Regions from separate parts of the Mus musculus genome. Here regions 2, 3, 4, 5, 6 and 7 are each linked to region 1. Evidence: chromatin loops called from intact Hi-C (ENCODE). Cell type or tissue: heart. All regions are shown on one strand.

The links. Hi-C counts contacts between places; a loop is a spot of excess contacts. Peaks named below come from ENCODE experiments on the same cell type or tissue, not always from the same donor. Only the 100,000 strongest peaks of a DNase experiment are listed, where the experiment ranks them.
Region 2: it touches region 1 in a loop (2.8-fold over the local background); 8 of 42 quality-filtered maps call a loop at or near these places.
Region 3: a loop joins it to region 1, with 3 times the contacts of the local background. A loop is called at or near these places in 8 of 42 quality-filtered maps.
Region 4: it touches region 1 in a loop (2.4-fold over the local background); 4 of 42 quality-filtered maps call a loop at or near these places.
Region 5: a loop joins it to region 1, with 2.6 times the contacts of the local background. A loop is called at or near these places in 8 of 42 quality-filtered maps.
Region 6: a loop joins it to region 1, with 3 times the contacts of the local background. A loop is called at or near these places in 7 of 42 quality-filtered maps.
Region 7: a loop joins it to region 1, with 2.3 times the contacts of the local background. A loop is called at or near these places in 9 of 42 quality-filtered maps.

The regions. Positions count from the first base shown.
Region 1 is chr10:116,847,368-116,851,367 of GRCm38, forward strand. It overlaps Myrfl (myelin regulatory factor-like), which reads right to left. Exons shown (of 25, transcript NM_001033333.3): 3 at 2,000-2,067; 4 at 1,658-1,901; 5 at 909-1,000. Among named protein-coding and RNA genes, the nearest start is that of Myrfl, 48 kb to the right of the region's middle. In heart, no CTCF peak of the experiment used is centred here; a DNase peak (open chromatin) is centred at 1,584.
Region 2 is chr10:116,197,047-116,201,046 of GRCm38, forward strand. The region is part of intron 6 of Ptprr (protein tyrosine phosphatase, receptor type, R); the gene reads left to right. Among named protein-coding and RNA genes, the nearest start is that of Taf7l2, 85 kb to the left of the region's middle. In heart, CTCF peaks have their summits at 477 (motif pointing left) and 2,179 (motif pointing right); no DNase peak of the experiment used is centred here; H3K4me3 peaks cover 435 bases.
Region 3 is chr10:116,206,270-116,210,269 of GRCm38, forward strand. The region is part of intron 6 of Ptprr (protein tyrosine phosphatase, receptor type, R); the gene reads left to right. Among named protein-coding and RNA genes, the nearest start is that of Ptprb, 93 kb to the right of the region's middle. In heart, CTCF peaks have their summits at 1,951 (motif pointing right) and 2,159; DNase peaks (open chromatin) are centred at 342, 1,922 and 2,632; H3K4me3 peaks cover 438 bases; H3K27ac peaks cover 567 bases.
Region 4 is chr10:116,579,989-116,583,988 of GRCm38, forward strand. Cnot2 (CCR4-NOT transcription complex, subunit 2) reads right to left here and starts at 1,523. Exons shown (of 16, transcript NM_001037846.3): 1 at 1,465-1,523. In heart, no CTCF peak of the experiment used is centred here; DNase peaks (open chromatin) are centred at 1,523, 1,793 and 3,073; H3K4me3 peaks cover 3,225 bases; H3K27ac peaks cover 2,103 bases.
Region 5 is chr10:116,462,103-116,466,102 of GRCm38, forward strand. All of the region lies in intron 1 of Kcnmb4 (potassium large conductance calcium-activated channel, subfamily M, beta member 4), which reads right to left. Among named protein-coding and RNA genes, the nearest start is that of Kcnmb4os2, 9.1 kb to the right of the region's middle. In heart, a CTCF peak has its summit at 1,829; no DNase peak of the experiment used is centred here.
Region 6 is chr10:116,529,498-116,533,497 of GRCm38, forward strand. The region is part of intron 2 of Cnot2 (CCR4-NOT transcription complex, subunit 2); the gene reads right to left. Among named protein-coding and RNA genes, the nearest start is that of Gm31593, 23 kb to the left of the region's middle. In heart, a CTCF peak has its summit at 1,775 (motif pointing right); no DNase peak of the experiment used is centred here.
Region 7 is chr10:116,470,428-116,474,427 of GRCm38, forward strand. Kcnmb4 (potassium large conductance calcium-activated channel, subfamily M, beta member 4) reads right to left here and starts at 3,096. Exons shown (of 3, transcript NM_021452.1): 1 at 2,759-3,096. The coding sequence starts at 3,094. Kcnmb4os2 (potassium large conductance calcium-activated channel, subfamily M, beta member 4, opposite strand 2) reads left to right here and starts at 2,736. Exons shown (of 3, transcript NR_130644.1): 1 at 2,736-3,960. In heart, no CTCF peak of the experiment used is centred here; no DNase peak of the experiment used is centred here; H3K4me3 peaks cover 2,494 bases; H3K27ac peaks cover 1,724 bases.

The DNA of each region.
Region 1 (4,000 bases):
AACTTGAATAGAACTGATGTCCATGCTATCCTAACATGACCGCTCTCAGAGATGACCACATTTGGGACTTGGCTAAGAGGGTGATGTCATTGTCTTTACACAACCACAAACAACAAAGCCACGTACAGACTCGTCAATGCCTGAAACCAGTGGTCTCTGAAAGAGTCCTCTCCTACCACAGGGTTAGTTAAGGCAAAGCGACCTCAGCTGATAAGAAGCAGCAGCCCCTCCTCTCAGAACATGCATCGTGAGAGCTTGGGAACAGGAACAGGAGGAACCCCTGGGTTTCTCACAAAACCGACTCCCAGAACGTGGGATTTATACACTGAATTTGGGGCACGATTCACACTGCACACATTTGAATGTTTCTAGTAGCATGCAGGATTGGCCTAGAGTATTATCCCTTCTCCTAAAAATTCCAGCAGTTCACCTTCAGATTCCAAAGGACCAAGCAAGCTTTTGCCAACACCATCCCTTTGAGCTCAAAACAAATGCACTACATGTTATATAAGATAATGCACATGTAGATACATACACCCGACCTATACTTGAACACAAGAAAGTTACAGAAGGTGACAAGAAAACAGGCAGCCAATTGGCTCTTGGAAGCTCTGTTTATACCATTTCCCTGGGTTGGAGCCAGTCTGTCTGAGACATGTTTCTCCTAAAAGAGGAAGCATTTTACCTGAATGGGAGAGACAGAGCAGCAGGTGCCCCGGGGGCACCTGTGTGACTGAGCTGCAGGAAAGATACATCAATGGGACTGGAATACAGTCCCAAAGCCTATTGTTTGTCTTCTATGAGAGGGAACACAGCTGTGTGGAGCTGCTGAGAGTCAGGTCAAAAGCCTTCACCCGACAGCCAAGGCTTTCATGCCTTGACTTTGTCACAAACCCACACTCGCTCACTTGGTCTGAAGTAGTGGGCCCATGAACTACAGTCCCACGAGTCCTCTTGTATCTGCGAGTGCTTTCTCTTCTTTGTCGGGGGTAACGAGGATCTAAAAGTTGAGAAACAGAAAGGTTAGTTAGCCACTTGGCTCGTTGCACGAGAGCAAACTTGAGTTCCCCAGACCTTTGCTCTCTGATTTCCCAAGTCTAATTCCAGTTCTCTAAGGTCTCTCGGGCGCTACTGTTCTAAAATGTAGTCTTTCTATAGACAACCAATGGAAGATCCACCTGCCTGAAAGGTATAGTGTCAAAGCAGAGGAGACACGGACTGAACATGCAGGTGTACGTTTTACATCTATGAGTTCTCTTCGCACAGAACCTGATCACTTTCACAGATGGCCCTGGCTTTGCAGAGAAGGAAGAATAGAGGTCAGAAAGAGGAAAGAAGAAAAAGAAACCTTGATTGACAGTTATCTAAGACCCAACTCAAACTGCCCTGCGGTCCTCTGCTGGAAGCAGCCTAAGCAAGCGGTGCTTCATCCCGCCACCTGGGGTTGTTATACATATTCCTGACATGTTAACTTTTTGTTAGGTGAGGACCGTGAATGGAGATTTTTAGTGAAGACTGTCTAAATCAGGAACAGAGGTCCTCATGGTCCCTTTGTACGCCTCCACACTGCCACCTGCTGGACAGGCTGCCGTGGTCCCTTCTGGCACTCCAGCTGTGGATGCTGAAGTGATTCCAAACTAAATATCTTATGCTTTACCCAGGAACGTGGCACAAAGGCTGCTGGTGGAAAGAGCAACTCGTCCCCAACCGGGAGGGCCCCGTTTGGTGCCGGCAGGTGGCGGGGTGACTGGATTCCGGGTAGCCGTTCTGAAAACTGCTGTGGGTTTGGCCAGCCATGCTCTGGGATGGATGCTCAGGCAGGGGCCCGGGTGCTGTGGTGGAGTGGAGAAAAGCAGCTGGGATCCTCCCTGCCGGAGGTCTCGGGGTCCTGCAGCATGCGCCTGCAGGGGAAGACAGGAGAGACAGGTACCTCTCATTCTCACTGCCGAGACCTGAGTCAACCATACATGCAAGGTGCTATGTGGATGGACTCACTCACCTTTGACCTGTGGAGGAGAGCGTGGGTCGGATGCAGAGTAAGGTGGGGTGTCAGGGAGCTGCCGTTGCCTGGGGATCAGAAATATTGCTTTTCTTTTTGTTCTGTTTTAGTTTCATCTCCTGTTTTAGTCACTGACAGGAGGCAACCCCCCGTGGGCAGCACTCAGGGAGGAAAGCTAAACTCAGACTGTGCCATGTGATGGGGTTGGGCTTCAAGTACCAGTTTTCTCTTCTCCTCTCTAGACCCCTGACCCCACACCACACACACACACACACACACACACACACACACACACACACAGAAATCATTGCCACACCCTCTCCAGAGAGGATTTGTGAGACTTATGGAAATGTCCACAAAGCCTGAGCTGCAACGCTCCAAACTTATGTACACTGGAGAGGTAAATGTTGTCACTGAAGCAAGCAACGGTCTTCCATTCATGTAGGTGTGGGCGTGTCCCAAGAGCTCTTGGAAGTGACTCAAGGGTTCCAGAAAAGGAACATCATAAAAGTTTGTTTTCATCTGTCACCATTTGGGGGCTTGGAGGAGTTAAGGAGGGGGAGGGGTGATGGAGAGGCAGTGGGGTTAGGATATAATGACACATCTGTATGAAAATGTCATTATGATGTCCACCACTTTGTATGCTAAGTTTAAAAGGTAAATTTTTAAACAGAGATTTTTTTAATTAAGTTTTATCTTCAAACTGGCTCTTTAAAGTTTATTTGCTCTCTATTAACCAGAAAGAGAGAATATATATCAATCTTTATCAGTATAAAGAAATACAGAGGTATGAACGCTAAAAGTTTTAGAGTACCCTAGGCTAGACCAGCACAAACTGAATTTCAGCAATACAGTGGAAGCAGAGATTGGATGGCAGGCTGAGTTAACAGAGACTGCCTGGATCTGGCACAGAGGGCATCCAGACTTGACAGGGAGACCGTCCATCAAACAAAACTCAGGACACTAAAGTCGCCTCAAGCTTCAAGCTTAGAAGACGGGTAGAGTTGGAAACAGGATAGGATGTAGGTAGAAGGAACATCTAGGCCCTTGGGTAAGCCCCCTGTCTTAGTTAGGGTTTCTTTTCCTGGACAAACATCATGACCAAGAAGCAAGTTGGAGAGGAAAGGATTTATTCACCTTACACTTCCACACTGCTGTTCATCACCAAAGGAAGTCAGGACTGGAACTCAAGCAGGGCAGGAAGCAGGAGCTGATGCAGAGGCCACTTACTGGCTTGCTTCCCCTGGCTTGCTCAGCTTGCCTTCCTATAGAACCCAGGACTACCAGCCCAGGGATGGCGCCACCCACAATGGGCCCTCCCCCCTTGGTCACCAACCAAGAAAATGCCCCACAGCTGGATCTCATGGAGGCACTTCCCCAACTGAAGCTCCTTTTTCTGTGATAACTCCAGCTTGTGTCAAGTTGACACATGAAATCAGCCAGTACACCCCCATTGGTCACTCCAAAGCTGAGAAGGTTTGTTTTCTGAGGAAATGAAGCCAGGAAGACTGTAGTACAGATGACCAGTCACAACTCAGCCTGCCAGCATGAACACGGAAGGATGCATCACAAATCTAAATACTGACACTGGGGACAGACCTCTGTGGGAGAGAGCTTGCTTAGCATGTGTTAGGGACTGAGTTCAATCCTCAGCACTGCAGAAGAAAGAGAAATCTCAGTGCTGAACTGTCGGGCCCTTCCTCAACTCCACTCTGCATACATCTAAGCAGATTTTAACACAAGTGAGAAACGGGAGTATTATTCCCAAGGAACAGTGAATGAGCTGTGGGTAAGGAGGGGGCATGTCCTTTTAATGATATATGATGAAGAAATTGTGTGTGTGTGTGTGAGTGTGTATGTGTGTGTGAGTGTGTGTGTGAGTGTGTGTGTGAGTGTGTGTGTGTGTGTAGACACATACATACTTGTGTAGGCCATAAGAAGGTGTCAGATTCTTTGGAGCTGGAGTTACAGGTAGATACAGGCTGCCACATGTAGATGTTA
Region 2 (4,000 bases), 650 kb before region 1:
GCAGGCGCAGACAGTTCCCAGGGAAAGCCTAGCATACTATTTGGAGAGAGCAGCTCTGAATCTTAGATACTGAGTCAGGGTTTTCCTGGCAGGCAGGCTCTCACCCAAGGCGCTGTTTGAAATGTGTCATACGGCTCGGAATACAATTGTGTGCATCCCACAGGCTACCTGAACGTCGCTTGTCTCTGGAGGGAGGCACCCTCCCGCTCTCAGTAGATTTCCTTGGGCTTGGGCCCATGACCTCCGTTTAACAGAACATCCCAAAATGATGTATCATCAAAGGCAGGTAACTTGAGCCAAATTAAGTTAGTTTGAAACCGGTTGCCTTCTTTTGTATGTGTGAATATATTATAAATTAAAGTGCTGTCCCGTTTAGCAAGACCTCACGCCGGGAGAGGCATAGGGGCCAGAGATTCTCAAATCAGTTTCTGTGCTTAGGGCCAGGTTCATTTGAATCCAATATAGAGAAATATTGCCCTCTAGTGGAGGCAGCTTATTGATTCATTTGCCACCTAATTGTGAAATTGTGAATTGGGAAAACTGAATTTTACTTTTTTTCCATATTATTAAAAATATTTGTCCTTAATCCTAGCACTTGGGAGGCAGAGGCAGGTGGATTTCTGAGTTCAAGGCCAGCCTGGTCTACAGAGTGAGTTCCAGGACAGCCAGAGCTACACAGAGAAACCCTGTCTCGGATGGGGGGGGGGGGGATCCATACAATGTATCTGTATTATGGTTTCCCTTCCCTCTACTGCTCCCAGTCCCCCCCCCCCCCACACACACACACCTCCCCTCCTCTTCAGGTCCCTCCCCCCTTTCTGTGCCTTGCAAAGGACCTGTAGGAAAACAAATTTAAAAAGAAAGGGAGGAAGAGGGAGGGAGGGAGGGGAGGGAGGAGAGAGGAGGAGGAGGGGGATGCCAAGACACAACATTATGAAAGTGGGAATTTCCAAAAATGCAATTGAGTTAGTTTTGCATGTCCGCTGGGTGCACAGCCTAACCTGAAGAGTAGTTTCTCCAGCGAGACTCCCTTTGAGAAACCTAATGCTTTATTTGAAGCGGTTATCAGCTGTAGATAGCTTCTGTGTTAAGGATGGGACACATCTGCCTCTTCTTTCACCTCCAGGACCCCATCGCAGCCCTGTGCAGGCCTCTGCCTCTGCGTGTTCAGATGGGTTTAGTAGGCCCTGTCTCCTTGGTGTCCTCTGTCCCCTCTAGATCTTAGGCTCTTTCTGCCTCCTCTTCCACGGGGTTTCCTGAGCTCTGAGGGGAGGGTTTGCATGAAGGGATCCCACTTAGGGCCGAGCATCCCAAGGGCCCTCACTCTCTGCACACCGTCTGGCCCTGTTCACCCAGTTCTTGAGCAGAGAGCTTTATCATCTTGGTCTACTGATGGTGGCTTTTTCAACTGCCAGGGTTCTATGCAAGAGTCTAAATCAGCTCGTTTAAATCAGCTTGTAGAGTACATCACTTGAACTCTGGGTATATGCTATGATGTTCTCCCTCCTCGGTGAGTTATTGGGGGCAGAGCAATAGACATAGTCCAGCCAAAAAATTGGAGAAAAGGGGTGTTCTGTGCTTAGCCATATGTGGTAAAGTGAATTTGCTCTCAGATAAATTGTTAAAAAGTAGAAAGCATATGTATGCACTAAGGCACTGAGCGTACAAAAAGGAGAGAGAGATGGATCTGAAGGTTTGGGTTTGGGTTTTCTTAGCAGGGGTGTTTTAGGGTTTTTTTTGTTTGTTTGTTTGTTTGTTTTTTTGTTTTTTTGTTTTTTTCTTATTGTTGGCTTAGTTTGGGCAAATTCAATTTAGGAGTTTGGTTAAAAGAGATTTTGGAAGCATATGCACAGAGGTAAGTTCATAATTATTACTTCCTCTGTCCTGAATGGAAAACCTTTGAGAGCAGCAAAGGAACAAGAGATCTTTTTGCTAAATACGTTTTTCAGTTTATTTGTTTGTTTGTTTGTTTGTTTGTTTATTCACTTTACATCCCAATCGCTGCCCCCTCCCTTTCTCCCTTCCACAATCCCTGCCCCCATCTCCCCTCCCCTTCTCTTCTGAGAAGGTGGAGCCTCCCTCCGCCCCCCAGGCTATGTTCTAAATTAAGTATTTTTTGAGCATGGGTGACTTTGAGTTTTCTAATTTAGATGTGTAGTTCTCTATATGACCTGTAGGTGGCGCACTCAAACAGCGGTCCTCCTCAAAGTAACAATAAGGCCCCTTTGCTACAGTCCCAAGGTTGGTTTTACAAAGCTAGAGTGATCCCAGTAAAGGCTGAGGAGGGCTGCCTTGGGAAACCCTTTATACACTACATCAATGCTCATCTCTCTGGAATTACTATGTTTTATTTTCGATGCCACCCAGGACTTTTATAGCCTCAGGGTGGCCGTTTGTACATAAAGTCAAATAGTATTGTCATGCAAAGAACTTCAGAATAGTAATAATGAATATAATCATGAAGACATGGCTTAAATGTAATTATGTTTTTCAAAGTCACTACCCCTCATAAAGCACTGAACTGTATAGTTTATTAAACTGAGTCGTAAGCTTCCTAGGGGTAGAGGCCCATCTGCCTAGTGTTCAGTCATGCCCATATGCTTTCCTGATCTTTTATTGCCTTGTATACACTGGACTTCCCTAAATACAGTCTCCATTCCCCGTTCTCTCTTGCCACTGACCCTCAGATAAGACGGAGCAGTAGTTCAGAAGCAGGTGGCTATAATTTCAGAACTCAGAGCTTTGCCAGGCATGGCACCAAGTTCCTAGAATCTCATGTAGAAGAAGCTGGAGGAAAGGTGCCATGGTGAGTTACAGACCAGCTGGGTTATAACAGACCTTGTCTTAAACAAAACAGGACCAAAAAGCCTCACAGCTTGTTTTAAATGCAACATTAGCTGAGATGACCTTTAGAGTAGCCATTCCCAAGCCTGTTCTAACAGGCTTGGGGAAACTTTGTAAACTTTTTCATAGTCTAAGCAGAATGTTAAGGCCTAATAGAGTTTATAGGGGGGAAAAAAAAAGATTGAATGGCGTCTGGACCAGGAATTTAGTCTCATACATCCGGAGGAACATCTGGGAGGAAGAAGAGGAGATCCATCTCACCCATGTAGACATCTGTGCAGTTTGCCTGCCCTGCTCAGGGGTTCCAAGTGTGTGGATCCAACCAAGTGTAGATCAGCATGTGTGGGGGAAGGAATGATGGCACCCGTGCCAAACATGCACAGATGTTTTTCCTGTTCCTACCCATTAAATACTACAACAGTACCCATGGCATCCACATTGTAGTAGGTGCTATATATAAACAAGCAGTGACTTGAACCATACGGAAGGATGCCTTGGGTCACATGCAGGAGCAGCACCAGCTCACTAACGGTGTGTGGTCCTCTGATGGTGCGGGCATCTGCTTGGATCTGAGATCTGATCCTTTGCAGAGACTTGGGGATGATTATACATATGGATGCACACACACACATTGCATTTAAATATATACATCAAAACCCACATGTAAAGGCATGCATGTCTAAATGTCTGCATATATACATTAATATTGATCTGTTTTTCTGTATTTAAATTATTCTTTTTATGGGCTGGAGAGATGGCTCAGAGGTTAAGAGCACTGACTGTTCTTCCAGAGATCCTGAGTTCAATTCCCAGCAACCACATGGTGGCTCACAACCATCTGTAATGGGATCCAATGCCTTCCTCTGGTGTGTCTGAAGAAGACAGCTACAGTGTGTGTTTGTGTGTGTGTGTGTGTGTGTGTGTGTGTAATTTTTTGTAAATGTTCTCTTTGGGAACTGTGGTCTCCATGATCTTGGTCCAAGTCACAGAAAGGGTCTTACAACAACAACCTAGCACTGAGAGACCCCTGGTGTGAAGACAGTAGTCACGACCAAACCAGAAGCAGAGCTCTGGAAATCAAATGACTCAGACTGTACCAATCAAAAGACTTTGGGTGATTTTTCACAAATGCGATTGATCTAGACTCCACAATACC
Region 3 (4,000 bases), 640 kb before region 1:
ATCTCCAAATACCCCACAGAAAATGCTGGTTTCCAGAACGTAACGAATAAATCAACTCCTAATTGTAAGCGTGTATAATAAAATCAAGTGAGCTGACCTTCCCAACCCTAAAAGTAAACTTCTCTGGAGTCTCCGTTTTCAAACTTGGGAGTTTATGTCTCCATAAAATAGAAAAGTTGAAAACTCCCAGCAGGCTTCCAAGATGTTTTCAGAATTACTTTAAAGATAATGATATTAACAGGCACGTCTAATTTTATGATGGGGATCGTGAGAAATGTGTGTCTAAGATGAACGAAGGTGACATTGAGATAAACCTAAAAAGGGCAGGTATGTTGGACCGGACGGGCCTTTCCTGTTCCTAAAATGTCTTGTGCTTTTACACAGGAAACATATTCGTATTCACCCGAGGCCAGTGTCAGGCCTAGGCACAAGATCGCAAAGTACCCTGGGTAGTGGTAGTGAGAAGACAGGAAAGTGCGTAGGAAGGTGTCCTTGGTGGATCCTGCACGGGGTAAATTTTCCAAAGATGCTATGCTCGTTCATCCATCCAGGGATGGATTATCTGGGGAACAAACCATTCATTTGTTCCTATTTCTCAGTACTTTTTTCCACCCCAGTCTTTAGAGGCATCTAAAGCCAGAGTTGATTCAGGCTATGGAGTCACTGGAGAATCCTATCTAGTGCTCCTCAGTGAAGCCTTGCCGACTGAAGGCTCTCCACAGATACCCTTCCTAGATGAGTTCATCCAGAGGATGTGAGTTGCCCTGTCCATTTGCTTGTATATAGCAGTATACTACTCAGACAAGTAAAATAATAAATGTTTCATGCCTGGGAAAACGTCGCCATGTGTTTCTGAATTTGGAAGAACCATAACCCTGGTTTTAATGACAGCCAAGATCATCCCAAGACATACAATAAATACTTGTAAGCAGTCAGACTACATGCAATTTGCTGCAGTCATCTAAGGATGCTGAAAAGCTAGCATGTGCTCCCTCCGCATGTAAACACACACACACACACACAGACAGACACACGTTCGCACGCTCCCATGCTCGCTCACTCCCATGCTCGCTTGCACGCATGCACCCACGCTCGCTCGCACGCTTGCACACTCCTATTAGTTCCTCTTCTGATTTGCCTGAGAATTTCTGTGAACAGGAGCAATCTGCAGTGTACCTGTTCTTCTTGCCCAGGGCTCCATCGACCATGAGGAGGAGCATGCGCAGAGGGTGGCTTACAATGGCAGTGCCCCAAGTGAGATGCCATGTCCCGTGGGTGTTATATATTCCTGGCCAGCAATTTCATACTGTATAATGTTGATCAACCGGCAGACCAAAACCGTTCCATTGGTCTCCCCTGTATCGTTCTCACCCCTAAAGTTGAGAGCCTTAGGACTTTTGACAGAAGTTACCAAATAATAAAAGATTTTGTATAGCCAGGCTACAGAGACCATACATGTGTGCAATAGGTTTCTTTCAAGAAATGTGTTATGACCAGTGTTTTTTTAAATATAGTTTATGCAATATATACTCTTTAAAAAAAACAAATATTAACTTCTCTTGGTGTGCTTAGGATAAAAAGAAGTTAGACTGAATCTGTATAGATGCTCTTGCTGACCAGTGACTTCCCAAATCTGACCTTTGACTTTCAGGAAGTCACGTTGTTTGGGATCTACTAGAGAGCAAGGAAATACAACCCTTTGTTGAGCATATTCAAATATATAAGAACATCTCAAGGCCTAGTTTTAGTACTACAGAAAATGCCCCAGAACAACAAAAGAACCGTAACTGGGCTCCATGTGCAGAGGGAGCACTAGAAGTGTGCACTAGGAAAGCCTTGTGTGCCCATGTCTGTGTGCATTACACAGATAGTATCATTTCCTCAGTGTATCTTATGAACGAACTTAGATTTTATTATCTGTGCTGCCTTTCTGCCTACCACCTATAGGTGGCGCCAGTGAGCCACACAGACAGCGGGAGACCCAGAGCCACTTTTTTTTTTCTTTTGTTTTAAAGAACATTAAAGCAGCTGTTTTTCTGCCATCAAAAACCCTACCTGAGACATTTGTAACCCTTCTAAGATTTAAAGCCAAATAAAATAAACAAGGATCAAGGGCCCTATAAGGATTTCAAGGCCGGAAAGGAGCCACCAAAAAGCTCTCCTCCCATTTGTCCCTAATTGACATCCAGAGGGGGCACTGCACTGGTTCAGACCCAAATGCACCAAGCAGGGCTTCCTACTTAAGCCTGCAGCCCCTAAGACTGTCATTCGGCATCCCTGAGAAGGGTTCTGACCGTTCCTTCACTGTGTTCTATGCGGTGCTTGGACGTCTCTGAGCTGCTCAGTCTAAAAAAAAAAAAGACTTCTGCCCTCTTCTCTCTATAGAAAAATATGCAATTTAGTGGGAGATGGGGGTTATAGGTTAGTTTAGGACTCAAACTGAAAAGAACTTTCTCCACGAAGCACAATTGCATTGGAGAAAGACACTCCAAGAAAAGATGCAGCCCGACACCCCAGGACTTCACATTGGTGAACCCTGGATTCCAGTAACCCCGAGGCCTTATCGAGGACAGCCTGGGGGTAAATTGGCAGTACATTAGAAAGCCTGATTAGGAGAGGGAAGGCGAGCGACGTGGGTCTCACGTCAGCTGTTTCCCTCCACAGGATACTGGGTGATTCCTGTCCTGGCCAGATACTGATTACTTAAAGCTCAGCCCAAGAGTTCTTGTCAAAAATGATTTCCGTAGTGTATTTTGACTTGCTTAGGTCTGAAGAACTTTTGGAATTTGTTAGGTGTGGAGCTGAAGTCCAGGAACTGGCCTGTGGCATTCCCTTAATGAGCTCTGTCCCTCTGAACAGACTGTCCTAAGCATTTCAGTTGTTTTTTTTTTTTTTTAATTTTTTTTTTATTGAGTTCACACTTTTCTGCATGTCCTCATCTGACACAGGGGCTTGGATAGAAAATGTGTCTTTGATACATTTTCTTTGATACATTTGATACATTGCTTTGATAGACTTTGATAACTCAGATACATGGAAGCAAAAAAAAAAAAAGTCCAAAAGTCACATTTCCTATTTTATTTTAATATATACAAACTGATATGAATATGTTCCATCGACAGATTCAAGTCCCTCATCATTATAAAACTTTAGGGATTTGTCTGCATTTCGCCCTGTTTACAATAGAGAAAAACCGTAAGGATTTAGATTGCCGAAGACTGTTGCTGAAACGAAAGCATCGTTGTCTTCATAAAATAGTCACAACCCATAACAATAAGGCTTAAAAAGCAGATGCCTTCATATATAAAGCAGGTGGACCATAAAGACATTTTTTATTTCATCTTTAAGTGTGTGTGTGTGTGTGTCTGTCTGTCTGTCTGTGTGTGTGTGTGTGTTTGTGTGTGTGTGTGTGTTTGTGTGTCTGTATGTATGTGTGTGTGTGTGTTTGTGTGTGTATATGTGTGTAGTATACACAATGCAATACCCCATGCTGGTGTTGAGACAGCCCTTCTATGCTCGCCTCACACGGCATTCCAATGCCTACATTATCTAGCTCACCTTGTCTCAACAATAAAGGGTGCACCAGCTCACATCACCAGATATGAAGGGCAAGCAATAAGAGGTCTTGAGAGCGATACTACAGTCGTGTAGCTATGGTTATAGTGCACTGATATTTGTTAGTTATTACTGATCTCTTACTATGCCTAACTTATTAGTTATAGATTATGAAGGTCAATTTGATTTGCTAATATACTGGTTTGAATGTTGATTTCATCCAAAACACTCTCATGTAAATACTCCCAATAGCTAAAGTAGTGCACATCTGTGTCTCAGTCCTGACGGCACATAAAGGTATTTGCCACCACAGAAAACCAGATGACAACTGAGATAGAAGGAAATCACTATAAATCATGTGTTTGATAAAGATCTACTGTCTATCATATGTAAAGAGCTTTAGAACTAAAAAAGAAGGCAAGGCAAGTTAAAATTAAGCAAAAAT
Region 4 (4,000 bases), 270 kb before region 1:
CACTTATTTGGAAAGGGAAATCTATAGGAACACGATTCCATCTCCCTAAAACTTCTCACTATAGAGAGTAATAGAAAATGTATTCAGTTTTGAACATTAAGTGTGTCCCTTGTGAACAGATCTGGTTAACGTTCTACCATTTGCCAATAATCTAAGGATCATATTGCTGTATTTTATTAGGAACTGTCCAGATGATTAAAGAGAAATCTTTGACTAAGGATTTAATGAAAATGAAGCAAAACACTCTTAACACTTGTCTTCCCAGATGTTGAAAAGTGGAGATGTCCCCCTAGGATTTCCAAGAAAGTACCTATGTGTAAGATTTATTTATTTTTATTTTCTTTTGGAGGTAAAAGCGTACTGATTGGATCTAACGTAAATGCAAATAACAAAACCTTAGAAATAATTTTACAAAAATAAAATTACAATTAGATTTCCCGAAGGGCCTACAGATAACAAGAATTATAAGCTTTTCTCCTAAGCAAACAGTACCTCAATTAAGAACTACCGGGTTTCTTTTAACCCAACTTATTTCTTCTATGAAACTTTGAAGTGAAGACCTAAAACAAAACGGCAAAAGGTAGAGGGGGCCCGGCGGAAGTAGAAACCAGGGCTTGCAACTTCACAAGAGTGGCTCGGGTTCCTCCTCCGCCGCCCCAGGACCATCGGAACTCAAGAGGCTACACCACTAGAGAGGCTTCCCACTCCAGGCACGGGGGCAGAAGCAGCATCTGAGTTTCTCTCTCGCCTTTCCACCTTGCAAGAAAGGCCCCTTCGGTATAGCTCAGGGCCTGGAGGCTCCCGAGGCCCGTTAGCCAGTGCGATGTCCCCATCTTACACAAACAAACAAATAAAAAAAAAAAAAGAAAGAAAGAAAAGAAAACCACACAAGTGGCGGAGGATGCGCGTGTATGGCCAGAAACGTAAAGCTTCAAGGACCAGCAGCTGCTGGGAACGTGGCAGGCAGGAGCCGTGTCCAGTGGCCGGGGCTCCTGGATGCTGCTGCCGCCGCCACCGCCGCCGCTGCCTTCTCTCCTAGCCCAGGAAGCAGCACGGCGGCAGCGGCTGCTCCGCGCCGGCGGGAGCCGGGGAAGCCCCGCGGCGGGCAGCGGGGGCCCGGGCCTAAGCTCCGGAGCGGCTGCGGCTGCGGTAGCTGCGGTGGTGGCGGCGGTGGCGGCCCGAGCACGGCGACGCTTTACGTCCCGTCCACCCCGCCACACACCCCCTCCCTCCTCCAGCGCCGCCACCCCCTCCCCGCCCGCCCGCCCGCCCGCTCCGCTCTTCCCTCTCTCGATTGGAGCCGAGACAAAAGCAACGGGAAGCGGCGGGCCGGGACGCTACCCGCGGACCCCGGGCGCGACCGGACCAGCCCCGAGGCATTCCCCCGCCTTGAGGGGGCCCCCAATCCGCCTCCCCCGCCGCGTGCCCCGCCGCCAGACTTCCGAAAATTGGCCAAAAACTCACCGCATGAATTTTCTTGTCCCGCGGATCCAAGATGGCGACGTATCCACCGCGGAGGCTGCTGGGAGCAAGACCTTTACCCTCTGACCCCCGCCGTGACCCCCGTCGCTCCGACTCCGCTCGAAGGCGGCGGCGACGGCGGCTGCAGCAGCAGAAGCCGGCGAGCGAGCGAGGCTCGCCGAATGGACGGAACGCCGCCCGTACGCCAGTCGACCGTGAGAAGCACAACGCTCGCCTGGAGCCTTCCCGGGCTTCCGCCGCCTCCCGCGGAAGGTGCGGCGCTGTCTTGTGGCGGTGACCGAGGAGAGTGGGGCCTGGGCGGCCTCTCCGGGCTCCCGAAGCCAGACCGCCGCCACGCCGGGAGCTGCTGCGGCCACGCCTGGAGCTGCGGCCTGGGGTCCGAGCGAGCGGGCGAGCGCGGCCTCGGGGGCGGGGAGAAGCCGAGGGTGGCGTGGGTCCGCCCACCGGGGGACGCGCAGCGTGTTTGTGTTTGTGTTTTCCTCGGACACCCCGCCCCCGAGCACCTCCTGCGGGCTGTCCCCGGGCTGTCCCCAGCCTGCTGCGCGGCGCGGTGCGGTGCGGTGCCTGCGGTGCTTCGGTCCTCCCACCGCCCCGCTGCCTGCGCTACCTGGGTGCGCTCCCCCAGACACCCGCCGCACGCCGCCCGCACCTCCCGAGCAGTGAGTTCCCCTCCGCTGGAACCTAGGCGTTTGATCGCCGCCCCCTCTTCCTTTTCATGCTCCCCTTTTTTTTACCTGCCCCCCCCCCCCCCGGTCTAAACCTGGTGAGAGGAAGTAAGGGGGAAGCGTGTTTTTAAAGCACTGCCGGGAGTACTTAATCTAACCGAACGGTGTTTGTGGCACTTTATTTAGTTCCCGCCCGGCGCGCCCTTGGTAAACCTTAGTGACCAGCTGGCTCATCCACTAGACCTTTTGAAAATACGGTGGCTGTGGTTGGGAACTAAAGTGTTTTGCTCTCCAAAGCCGGACTGTCCCTGAAAGTGAAATTACTTTTTATTGCTGTAATACTCTTAGTTTACACCTTTGAACATCCACAAACTTCGTGTTTTACGGTTACTTAACTTGCTAAAAAGCCTCTTTGTGCTTTGAAGTTGCGAGTTTCATAACGTATCGCTGTTCATGTTTGAGTGGTAGAGCTTACTAATGCGGATTACTACTCATTTGAAGTAAATAAAGTTTCTGCTGTAGTTTAATAAATTACCTCCTTCCAGCCCGCCAGTCTATATAGTTAGATATAGATTCTGTGATAAACGGAAGCGATATATATTTTTATCATAGAAAGCTAAAGGCAAGAAATAGGATACAATAGCCTACGGTGAAATTAAAAGTACCTTTGTCATGGTTTTGAAAGTAATTTGACATAGCAGATATGCAGTATCAGCAGATATGCAAATTTGTTTAAATGCGGACAGGAACTGGTGTAGCCAGTAGAAAAAAAAGGTTTATTTTGCTAGGTTGTTCATTTCATTAAATACTCCTTTTCACCGTTTTGTGTTTTGTTGGTTTTTCACTTTAGGGAAATTCAAGAAGGAACAACACAGTCCTACATGGCCCCTCCCCCAACCGTGCCTTCCTGTCTCGTCTGCTTTCTCTTCCTCTCAAGTTAGCATCTACTGCCATAAGGTAGTGTGTTCAAAGACTGGCTACTCTAGGCGTGTGCAGCTCATGTGCGTGAATGCATGCAATGCAGAGCACCTTAATCTGGCTGCTCGTTATTGGGAGCCCTTAATGTGTATGTAGTAGCATTATCACATTAAGTAACATTAAATATTCTAATTCATTACTCTTCTTACGTATATTAACTTAAAAACACATTTTTGTCAAAATTTAAACATTGCTGTCACTGGGGAAGGTCTGAGAGTATTGCTATGCTTGGACTTTACCAGGTGAGATAAGACCATTTTCTTAATTAATGTGTGGAACAGGGATGCTAGGAAAAACTCCATGAACGTCCTAGCATTTGCTAAAGGCTGTATTGATGGCTCAACGTGACGATGTATGCACTCAATAAAAGATGTATGCACTCAATAAAAATCTTAAATCATCCTGTCGCACCGAAAACTTCTTTTCAGGGCATAATTTCACAGATCTTTATATCTAGCACATGGAAAGCAGAGACAGGCCAATCTCTGAGTTCCAGATCAGCCTGGTCTGCATAGCTAGTTGCAGATGACACAGGAATATATATATATATGTATATATATATATATATATATACATATATATATATATATATATATATACACACACACATACATATATATTAATACCTTGTAAAAACAAAATGACTTCATCTTCAAAGCCAGACATAGTGACATTTGTTGTAACCTATTACTGTGGAGACTTAGGCATGAGAGTCAATCAAAATTTGAGGCTAACCTGAACAACATATTCTATAAGATCTGTCTCCAATAAAACAGCTTCATAACAGTTGTTAATAATGATCATAGTTATCCAATTTGTCTTAAAAATATTTTTGATAGTGAACAGGTCTAATAATTTTGTTACTTTTGCTTGAA
Region 5 (4,000 bases), 390 kb before region 1:
TGATTTTAAATTAAATGTCTCGTTTTGGCTGGCTTATGCAAATAAAATTTCCAAGTAAATTATGCATTGTAATTTAGATGACGATGATAACGATGATGATGACGACAACGACCATGATGTGTATGTATGATCTATGTGGGGACATGAACATGCTACAAGTGTGCCTGTAAAGGTCAGAGGGCAACTTCTGCAAGGCAGGCCTCTCCTTTACTAAGGGATGCTGGGATTGACTGCAGATGCTCAGGCTCCTGCAGCTTCCACCTGCCGAGCCATCTCACCAGACCCCAAGTAATTCTTACTGAGTTGCTGCTTTTAAATAATTTTTCCCCCAAAACAACAGGTCAGTTTTAGGATCATCTGCTGAATAAGATATCCTTACAACTTATGCAAAACGCTGAAATTTGCAAAACAAAATAGTAATTCCTTTGTGTGTTAATGGCTTCATTAAAATGCAATCCACCTACTATTCAATTCATCCATTTAATGTGTCCAATTTAATGATTTTTAGTCATTCAGAGAGGCAACTATCACTACAATCAGTTTAAAAACATTTATTATTATGCCAAAGACACCTCTATCCATTAATTATCATAATGAGTTCTCTTATGTCTCCACGAACTCACTTTCAGTCAATAAATCAGAGTACGGATTTCAATATTAAAAACATTAACGCGTGGCCTTCAGTGGTTTAGTAGCTGATCGTTTCTTGTTCGTCTGTTGGGGGTTCATTTCCTTATTTGAAAAAGAAATGATACAAATTAAAGGATCTCGGTGGATGTTTCTTTCGGTACAACTTACAGAAAGGGTAAAGATAATTCCAATATGCATGTGTTGCCATGGTGACCAGCGAGGACACTCTACACCCCGAAGCTCAGCTCCCCTCATTACTGTGTCCCACGGGAAGCTTGTCAAGGTGACACTCACTCCATGCTGACTTCAGGGACTCTGCACTGTGCACAAGTTGGTTTTGTGGTCTTGGAGTTCTTTGGTGGATTTCCACTACTCACTCGGGTGATGAGTCTTACTGAAGTCACACAAGTGGGGAGCGTGTTTGTCTAGGGTTTGGCTTGTGACCTTCCCATTGTGGCTGACTCAGACTTCCTCCAAGGGTATCATACACTTGTGATCCCACTCTCTTGGTCGTCACAGTCCGGTTCCTTGATATCCTGAAGGAAGACTTGGTTACCTCCCTAGTCTGAACCTTCAAAGCAATTCTACCTCCTCATAACAGGCTGAGAGGAAGGGTTTGGCAAAGTCCTTCAAAGCCACATCAGCAAAGCCCAAGTCATAAAATACAGATCTATCTATCTATCTATCTATCTATCTACCTACCTACCTACCTATCTATCTATGTGTGTATACACACACACACACACACACACATACACATACATGAACTCTATTTGGTTGTTCCCACTTTGTTCCTTTTGTTAGTATGGCACATGTCTCTTTCTTCACTTTTACTCTCAATATCCCTGCTTAAAAAAAAAAAAAAAGTGTTACTCCTAAAACTATAATATATTTGATTTTGATGTTCCTGAATTACAATCCCTGTCTTTTAACTGGGGTATTTGGTCCATTTACAGTTAATACATATTCTTAAACACATACACATAAACATGTTTAATTCCTATTTAGAAATTTTGTTCTACAGATTTACATTCCTTTCTTGTCTTTGGATTCCGGGACTTGTGCATGCTTAGCAAGCAACTACACAGCAGCCTATAAATCTTTTTTTTTCTTTTTTTTTTCTATGCGCTATGGTTGGATTTGACCATGGGACTTGGGTGGAATCGAGGCTGAGACCAGAGCATGAGCATTTCTGTCCAGCCCACAGATGGCGCTGATGCTGCTTGAATGCTGGCCACACTTCGAAAAATGGCGGCTTGGAAGATGAAACAGACCATACATGAAGGGACTGGTGACAGGGTCCTAAAGAAAATTAAAGCGAAAGAGAACTGTATTTGGGACTGGAGAGACAGCTCAGGAAAGAGTCTCCTGTTGCCCCAGCGGACACCAGGTGAAGGTTTCATCATCCGCATGCCCAAGGCACTAATGAGATGAGTCACCCTTTATATGGGACCACATGGTATTAGAGCACAAAGTAACAGGGACCTTTGTGGGAACCTAATGTTCTGGATTCTGCAAACACATAAACTAATTTGAATTCATTCATCGACAAAAATAGAAACAAAATTACAAACGCTGTGATTTGCAATGATAACGGGTTATTTTTAAAGAAAGGAAGAGGGCACTACTACAAAATCAAATTTACAAATTCTTGCAAACTGGTTTATGTCCTAGAGAACACCTAACGCACAGAATGAGAAATGGTTAGAAACATATGTAATATGAAACACCATTCTGTTCACTGTTTTCCTGTGAGTAATTATGTTAATTGTAATATAAATGTGCTGTTGATCTAGGAACTCATCTGGTTATGCAATTCTGCTAAAGGCTGAAGAAATTTCAACCCAGGGGAAATAAAACTTGACATCTTCATTCATGAAAGAGAACAACATCAACAACAACAACAAAAAAAGCATTTTAAATAAATGTGTCAAAATCGCCCCAAAATCTTTACAGTTCTGAAGTGTTTGTGATTTTAAAAAAATGCAACAAAACCATCCAAGATATAAAAATGGAAATAGAAACAATAAAGAAATCACAAAGGGAGACAGCCCTCGGATTAGAAAATCTAGGAAAGAGATCAGGAGTAATACAGGCAAGCATCACCAACAGAATACAAGAGGTAGAAGAGAGAATCTCAGGGGCAGAAGATACCATAGAAAACATTGACACAACAGTCAAAGAAAATGCAAAAAGCAAAAAGCTCTTAACCCAAAACATCCAGGAAATCCAGGACAGAATTAAAAGACTAAACATAAGGATAATAGGTATAGAAGAGAGCGAAGATTCCCAACTTAAAAGGGCCAGTAAATATCTTCAATAAAATTATAGAAGAAAACATCCCTAACCTAAAGAAAGAGATGACCATGAACATATAAGAAGCCTACAGAACTCCAAATAGACTGGTCTAGAAAAGAAATTCCTCCTGTCACATAATAATCAAAACAACAAATGCACTAACCAAAGAATATTAAAAGCAGTACGGGAAAAGGGTCAACTAACATATAAAGGCAGACCTATCAGAATTACACCAGACTTCTCTAGCTTCTATGAAAGCTAGAAGGTCCTGGGCAGATGTCATACAGACCCTAAGAGAACACAAATGTCAGCCCAGGCTACTATACCCAGCCAACCTCTCAATTACCATAGACAGAGAAAAGAAGATATTCTATGACAAAACCAAATATACACAGTATCTTTCCACAAATCCAGCCCTACAAAGGATAATAGATGGAAAACACCAACACAAGGAGGGAAACTACACCCTAGAAAAAAAGCAAGAAAGTAATCTTTCAACAAACCTAAAAGAAGATAGCCACACAAACATAATTCCACCTCTAACAACAAAAATAACAGAAAGTAACAATCGCTTTTCCTTAATATCTTTGAACATCAATGGACTCAATTCCCCAATGAAAAGACATAGATTAACAGACTGGATATGTAACCAGGACCCAGCATTTTGCTGCATTCAGGAAATGCACCTCAGTGACAAAGACAGACACTGCCTCAGAGTAAAAGGCTGGAAAACAATTTTCCAATAAAATGGTCCCAAGAAACAAGCTGGAGTAACCATTCTAATATCAAATAAAATCAACTTTCTACCAAAAGTTATCAAAAAAAGATATGGAAGGACACTTCATACTGGTCAAAGGAAAAATCTACCAAGATGAACTCTCAATTCTGAACATCTATGCTCCAAATGCAAGGGTACCCACATCCATAAAAGAAACTGTGCCAAAGCTCAAACACATTGCACCTCGCACAATAATAGTGGGAGACTTCAACACCCCAATCTCAGCAATGTACAGATCATGGAAACACCAACTAAACAGAGACACAGTGACGCTAACAAAAGTTATGAACCAAA
Region 6 (4,000 bases), 320 kb before region 1:
ACATTACAAATCTACTTAAAACTGTCTTTACAGGACCTTTGCTAATGAGCTCTACTTCTGAGAAAGAGTAAACATGGGTAACAGCATGTAGCACACATAGCTCAACATCCAGGTTAAACTTATACTCATGAATGAATTAAAATAATACACGGTCAACTTTGTTGTGAAATGTTTTACATAATATCATTAAGGCCAGTTCTAAATTCCTAAAATTCCTGGAATTCCTAAAATTCCAAAACTGAAATTATATAGAATAAATCACCCTAATACCATGAAAATAAAATGTCTCCCATAAAATGCAGGAATGCATATTTCCTACCAATTCTGCCTTTTCTCAACTGAGTACAGGGGTCGGGTATAAAGGGAGACAAGTGGGGCAGAGGGAGAAGAGAAGGGAAAAGCACATGTCACCGAGAAGACTGACCGCTGACGGGACTTCACTAACAGCAAACTAACAACAATCACCGCTGAACCCTGCCGAGAGTTAGGCTCAGGGATGACGAGCTTCTCATCCATGGCAGAATACAAAGGGGACGGGGTATTATTTTTCTTAAAGCTAGATTTATTTTAAAGAACAGGTGGGCCTTCATTCTACACATGAGGGACCAGGATAGCAAAATGTTTTTTTACAATGAGTAAGCATAGTAAAAATGGAAAGAAAAAAAAAAGGAGGGAAAATAAAAAGCCACAGGGCAATGCTTATAGAAAGAGCCCTCAATACAGAGACAAATCCCTCTGGGGTATGACTGATGTATTATAGGCTGCATTCCATACTGTGTGGAATTTAAGTAATCCACCAGTAAGCCACTATATAGCAAATAGAACGCTGGAAGCCTGCAGACTTTCTATTTTATCTATGTGAGATGGAAAAATCAAGAGTTCTGGTATCTGAAGAGGCTCAGAAGAGTGATATAACTTACCATATGTTTACAACTGATCCTGAGTTGTGTGTGAAAATGGACTGTGTGAGGATGGAAGGGGAGGAGGAGTTAGGAAAGTGGTGATGCAGGACGATGGTTAAGGCTACAAAGGAGGCAGATGTGGTGAGAGATGATGGGATAAAAGATGACTGAATACTCTGAAGAAGAGCAGATAAGGATAAGTGGATACGTGTAACATTAAAAAGAAAAATATTTTTTTCTGCAGAGAATAAGGGGAATCTAGAAACCACACTCTGTCAATGAAAAAGTGTGTGTGTCAATGTTATAATGAAACGCCTCACTATACTGTATAAATAAAAAGTAAATTTTGTAAGTATTTTTAAAAAAAAATAGTTTAAATTAAGTAACATTTCCTCTTTATATCAGAAACAAGGATTGCTACATTCTTTGATCAAGGACTTACACTACAAACTGACTGACTTCTTGAATCTCAGACCAGATTATAAAATGCACAAACATTCCCCTAGGAATGATGTTATATACCAAAATGTAATATTCCTCATATGGGAGACATTGAATCAAAACATTTTCATCATTCCTTTGACTTAATAAGTTATATATTTTTAAAAGCACACAGATAGGTTAGCTTATACTAAATTTTCTCTACCAAGCTCATTCTTCAAAAAGAATTCTTTGTCTCAGAAAGTACAGAGAACTACGCTGGGGCAGAATGGAGGCGCTAAGCTGGCGTGGATGTCCAACTGTACTATGCTATTACTTAGGAGGGCACAGTACCCAATTCACATTCCTGGGATAGTCTTTTTTTTTTTTTTTTTTTTAGATTTATTTTATTTATAAGAGTAGAGTGTAGCTGTCTTCAGACATACCAGAAGAGGGCATCAGATCCTATTATAAATGTTTGAGAGTCACCATGTGGTTGATGGGAATTGAACTTGGGACTTCTGCATGAGCAGTCAGTGCTCTTAACCTCTGAGCCATCTCTCAAATCCCTTCCTGTGGTATTCTTAGTATTTTACATGCACTAATTCAAAGCCAGCCTCAGTAAGTCTGCATAATTATAAAATTTTTTTGAAAACTCTTCAAGTTTAGATAATCTAACCAACAATTTCAGAGACAACATTATCTAAGGAAGACTATGATGGAGAAAAGGGGTGGTGGCAAGGCTCTAAGGTTTTTAAATGGTGGGGAAAATAACACTATAATACTCTGTAAATTTTTTGTTTGTTTGCTTGTTTGTTGTTGTTGTTTTTCGAGACAGGGTTTCTCTGTGTAGCCCTGGCTGTCCTGGAACTCACTCTGTAGACCAGGCTGGCCTCGAACTCAAGAGATCTGCCTGCCTCTGCGCTACCATTGCTCGGCTTACTTTGTAAATTTAACTTGAAAATACACTTGTGGCTTCATATAGAACCAGAAGCAAGAGCTGGAAATAGAAAAAGTAGGATGGCCTAGGTGTAGCTATATCCAAAGAATAACAATACTGAGCAAACAGCCTGCCTTCCATCAAGAGCTCTGGGACCACTCTTCCCTGAGATCCAGAGGACGCAAATGCTGGACTGGGTGTGACTGATCCCTGAGAAAAGATCATCTCAGGACTAAGGGATTCTTTCCTGGTAACAAATACAGAATGATTCCAAAACCTTTCTCAAATCTTAACGGAAGGTTCTAGCATTTGTATTCCCAAAGTATAACTTCATCAATGGAGACAAATTTAAAACTGATGCACCAACTCATGATCTTCCATTTTCTCTTCACATCCAGCATGTCTTGCTTTTATGGTACCAGGGCTTTCTAACTGACTGCTTTTTTCCTTCCTACATGTATCTTAGTTAATGTTCAAGAAACTACATGCATTCTGAAAAACCCTACTTGACGAATGACAAAGCTTGAATAAAAGCTGTAGTCTTGAACAAGCTGACAATCTGGTTAGACACATTTGTGAATGAACTAGGAAATTCAAATACAAGGTCATAAGCCTGTCTAAGGAAACGTGAATGAGTGCAATGCCTGAACAAACCCTTAACCAATTATAGTAAAGTGGGAGAAGAGCAGCTTCAGAGACAAACCCCTAGGAGAAAGCTCAGCAGGGAGAGACCTGGGAAACACAGCTTTCGATTCCTGCAGGTGTTGCAGCACACAGAATTCCAAGCCGTGGGAGACAGAAGCAGGAAGTTCTGGGATTGATCTAGGCCAGCTTTGGATACATGAAGCTTAACTCAAAAACAGCACCCCCCCCCCCTCAAAAAAAAAACCCACAAATTCCAAGCCAAACAAAACCCTTTCTCTATGGCAAGCAGAACAGGTTCTGAGGAAAGTGCTGGGTGAGAAAAGCAGGCCCTCCAGTGCCAGGTCAACAGGGCAGAGTACAGGTAACGACAGCACGAATTCCTCCTGCCTCTGTGATCTCAGCAACTAGTCTACACTACTCAAACTCCAAACACTTACTTACTCTAAGCATCTACAACGTCAACAGTTTTCTCTCTGCTGTAGTCTACTAGCACAAGGTACTCCAACAGCATCCAAACAGGTATTTATCTATTTGTTCTTCATTCTCCTTAAATCTACTTTCCTCCATCTAAGCAATTTAAATGAAAATTTATGTTCATGAATCTGATCAAATTTCTTCAACAAATAAATAAGCTCTGTAATCAATCTCTCTGACCTCTCTTCAAAAAAGTCTTCCCTCCCACCATTACACTATGGGCAAACCTTCAGTTGCTCAAATTCCTTTCTACCCCAGCCTCTGTACACGTGGCTGGCTGTCAAGTGTTCTTGCCCACTGCTCACTCACTCTTCTTTGAAATTTTAATGCTAAATTACAAGGTCTGCTCTTCTTAATCAGTAAAAAGAAAGCACGTTATCTATTATAACCCTAATTGTAAAATGACTCTTTTCTCAGCTCTGATTCAGGAAAAGCCAGGTGGTGCTCATATCTAACCCCTAGCATTTTAGAGGCAGAGGCAGTTGGAGCTCTAAGTCTGAGCAGCCTGGTTGGTTTATACGGCAAGTTGCTGTATAGCTGGGGCTACGCAGTGAAGACCTGTTGCAAACAAGCAAAGCTTATTTGTACCATCATTACAATGCAAAGCTAGCAAACAGTT
Region 7 (4,000 bases), 380 kb before region 1:
ACAGCGTAGCTGAGGACCAGAGCACTCGGCACCCACCATTCTGAGTCACAGAGGTGATGCAATGCTGGGGCAGCAGCAAGAGGACGCTAACACCGGAACGTAGACTGGGCTATGGGTGATCCATCAGCTCCTTTATCAAGTCCCTGCCTGATCCGAATACTGTGCCATGAAACACAGTGATCCCCTGAGATAACAAGGATTTGATGAAAAACGTAAAGAAACTGAGCAGAGCATAACGATACTCTAAAGGCCAGCACTTGCCTCACAGTCAACGGCTCAACCAGCTGTACATTTGGACCATCTGTCCCCTCCCTGCCTTGGGCTGTATGTAATACTTTGAGCACAGGCCCAGGAGAAGATGCTTGCTCTATGTAGATGAGAGGTGGTTCCCTAACAGTTTCTTGGGATGCCTGGGTTTGGAGAGAATGTGAGAAGCAGATGGAAGACGAAAGGAACAGACTGGAAAATTAAAAGTAAGTAAGGGAGGGCATAGCTCAGCGTAGCCGATATGCAACAGGACTGGGCAGTGGGATTGTCTAGGCGCAAGGACGCCACAGAAACTCAATCTTCTTACGAGTCTGACCCTAACATGGTGTTTCGGTGCACTGAGATTTTTCCATTACTAAAGTGCTTACAAAAATTTCCAAATTGAACATCTAATTGGGGGAAAAAAAAGTGATGTTTGTTCTATAAATACTACAATACATCACAATTTGGACAAAGAGATGCGTATTTGGCAGAGGAAATCTTGCATAAATTGATGGAAAGGTCATTTATCACCCTTCCGGACCATTAAAGATGTCATTTTTTCCCAGTTCTGACCACTTCGATTTTTGTTTGATACTTCTTCAACTATTGATAAGTTCTTAACTGGCATGGGGGGGGGGGGATAAGATTATTTGCAAGTGGAGAGAGAGAGAGAATTTTAATATTACATAAAACATTGTGATTGCTTCCAAGTTATTTAAGAATCGATGTCCTAATGATTCCAACTTATCCCTGTTGCCAGAATCCTGCAAAACTGCCTGGAAACTTTGGTTGACTTCTGTGGTAAATCCTAACTTGTCTACACCAAAATTAGATATTAACCATACAAGTTAGAATTTACCTTGTAAGAATGTATATGCACATATATGTATGTATGTATACACATATACATATGTATACACACACACACATATATAATTGATTAAACGACTATCTCAAAAATAATTAGCAGTGTTTCACCAACTATGACTACACCTGTATGGCAAACTACAGAGCACCTTCCAAATCACTAAGTTACTACTTGACACCTTTCTTAGATATTTTTCACTTAATTCTGATTTTTACAATGCTTTCTCAAAGCCACCAGACCTCTTATTAAATTCTCAAGCACTATGCAGATTAACCCACATCTGTTTTTGAGACCGATCACTTCGGCAAGACCTTGGTCCTTAGAGACTGGATTCCAAATGTTCACGTCTACACTTACTGTTCTTGGATTAGCTCCATTTTTAAAAGCAAACGAGCCTCCGTGCACTAGCGGGAGACTTTTCCATTGAGGAGTCCATCATATGTTCAAAGACTAGTTTCTTCTAACTTTCCAAATAAGTGAGTTACGCCCGAGTTTCTCTGCACAGCGGTAGTGATCTTGTTTAAAATAATGAATTCCGATTAATCTATCTGGTCACATTTAAGAGAACATGTTCCTGCACGCACAGGACTCATTTTCTTTGGAATGATTTCTGCTTGTCTTCCAGCACAGCCCCCAGGAAGTACAAGGACTCAGTAACTTGAATATATATACACACCTTCAGCTGGCAGCAGAAAGGAACACAGGCATCAAAGAACCCTCCTGCAGAAGCAGGCACACTGCAAGGCTCAATTAGTTCACGGACTGGGGACACAGCTTTTTATAAGTGCTTTCCTACCCCGGGGAAGTTTTCTGAGTCTCCCTCTCTGCTCTCCAGAGGCTAGAAAGTCCTAACCAGGTTTTATCTATTTTTTTCCCTCTTTTTTTTTTTTTTTCCTCCCCTGTAACAACAAAAGAAGTTGTCAGGAAACCGCTGCTTGGTATATGTCATCAAGGGCTTTCTATTTTCGGTAAGTTGTTCTCCTACTTACTCCTTAGTTACAGCTTCTCATTGTGCCCAAACACTCAGAGTGGTTAGGACCCTTCAGCCTCCACCACCAGCACCAAGCAAACCAACCCGACCTCATCAGAATCTCTTCTTGGATTCCTCCTGATGGCTGTTGACCCCACCCTCACCATCCCAAGTCTATCTGTAGACCTCAAGTTAAAAACTTCAGTTTAGAACTAAAATTCAAAAGTCACTTAAGATACTTTCCAGAAGCGAAGAGACCCCTTTAACCTCTCAAAGAAGGGAGTTCTTGAGCCCCATAGAAGCTCAGGCCATATACTGGAGTACCTGGGTCCTGGGCTATCCCATGGCTACATTGGAAGGAAAAGTTAACTTTCTTTGCTCCTTGAGTTTAGGCAACCCCTTCCCGCAGGCGCTGGACCTGGGGTGGTCCGGAGCTCAAAAAAATCTAAGAACAGAAAAGATCTGTTTGCAGAGAGGCTCGCGTACCACCGCCCAGTAGGCAAACACACCCCGAGGTCTGGAGCCCTGGGCTCCAGGGATGCGTGCATGCACCTCATGCCTCCCTCGCATCAACTCCGAGCGAGGACAGTGCACTCGATTCTTCCCCTGGGGTCTAACCGGGACGTTGGCCCCGAACCTGCACTGTTAGGCGGGAGCTCCCGCGCGCTTACCTTGGGGTTGGTCAGGAGCTGGTGCTGGTCGCTGTGTAGCAGCGCCCTGGAGTTGGACTCGGAGTTGTTCACGTACACCTGGACGCAGGGATACTGCGAGGTGCCCCTGCAGTCGGTGCCACAGGTGAAGGTGCACTCGAACACCTCGCCGATCTGCTGCACCGACAGCACGGTGCAGTTGGCCGCCGTGGCTTGCAGATCCTGCAAGGCGGGACTGAGCCAGCAGAAGCCGAAGATGAAGAGCGACAGGATGCCGGAGACGATGAGGAACAAGCCGAGCCGGATGCTCTTGTCTTCGGCTTCCGTGTACTCGTAAGACACCCTGAGCTTCGCCATCGCCCCCCACTCTCCACGGCTGGCGCGCTCCCCGCCCCCTCCCGCCCCCGGCGCCGAGCTCAACCGCCTCGGGCGGGAGGAGCCGCCGCCGCCGCCGCGCGACAGCAGGGGAGTGGGCGGCGAGGGGGCGCGCGCGAGAACAAAGGGGCCGAGGCCGGCGACGCCCCCGGCGGCGGCGACGGCGCTGCCCGAGGCCGGGCTCCCGGGTGCCACCGCCGCCTCACAGCGTCCGGCACCCCGGGGCTCCCCGAGCCCGCCCCCGCCCCCGCGCGCTCCGCGCCCCGCGCCCGCCTCCCCGCGCGCGCCGCCCGCCTGCCATCGCCGCGGCCGAGCGCCCGGCGCCCCGACGCTGGGAGCGACTGGGCTGCTGAGCCCTGGCTCCGCGTTGAGCGAGGCTGCTCCTCCCCGCCCTGGGCGCCGCCGCCCCGCCCCGCCCCGCGCCGCGCCCCGCAGCTCCCGTGGGCGAGCACCCGGGCCGCCGCGAGCTGCTCTCGGAATCCTCGCCAGATGCAACCTGGAGAGATGGCGGAGACGGTCGAGGCGAACGCTTAGCACCGAGGGAGCGTGGCTGGGGAGAAAGTTAAAAGAGAGAAAAAAAAAATTTTTTTAAGTGGGGGAGGATGGCGTGAGCGTGCGAAGCGGGAATCTTCAAACTCCGATCCGGGGAGCTGCGGGGCAGCAGGCGCACCGGCAAAGGGAGCTCCGGTGGCGGCGAGCGACAGAGGGCACCGGCGCGGACGCGGGGGGATGCCCACAGGCGAGCGGCCGGGAGCCGGAGGTCCCCGCGGATCCCACGCCGCCACCGGGACCGTGCAGGCTAACACGATTGGAGCCTTGAGCGTCGGTGGACTTTCCTGGAAAAATAGGTGCCAGACAGCGGGAACGACCCCTAGGGGGTGGACGCAA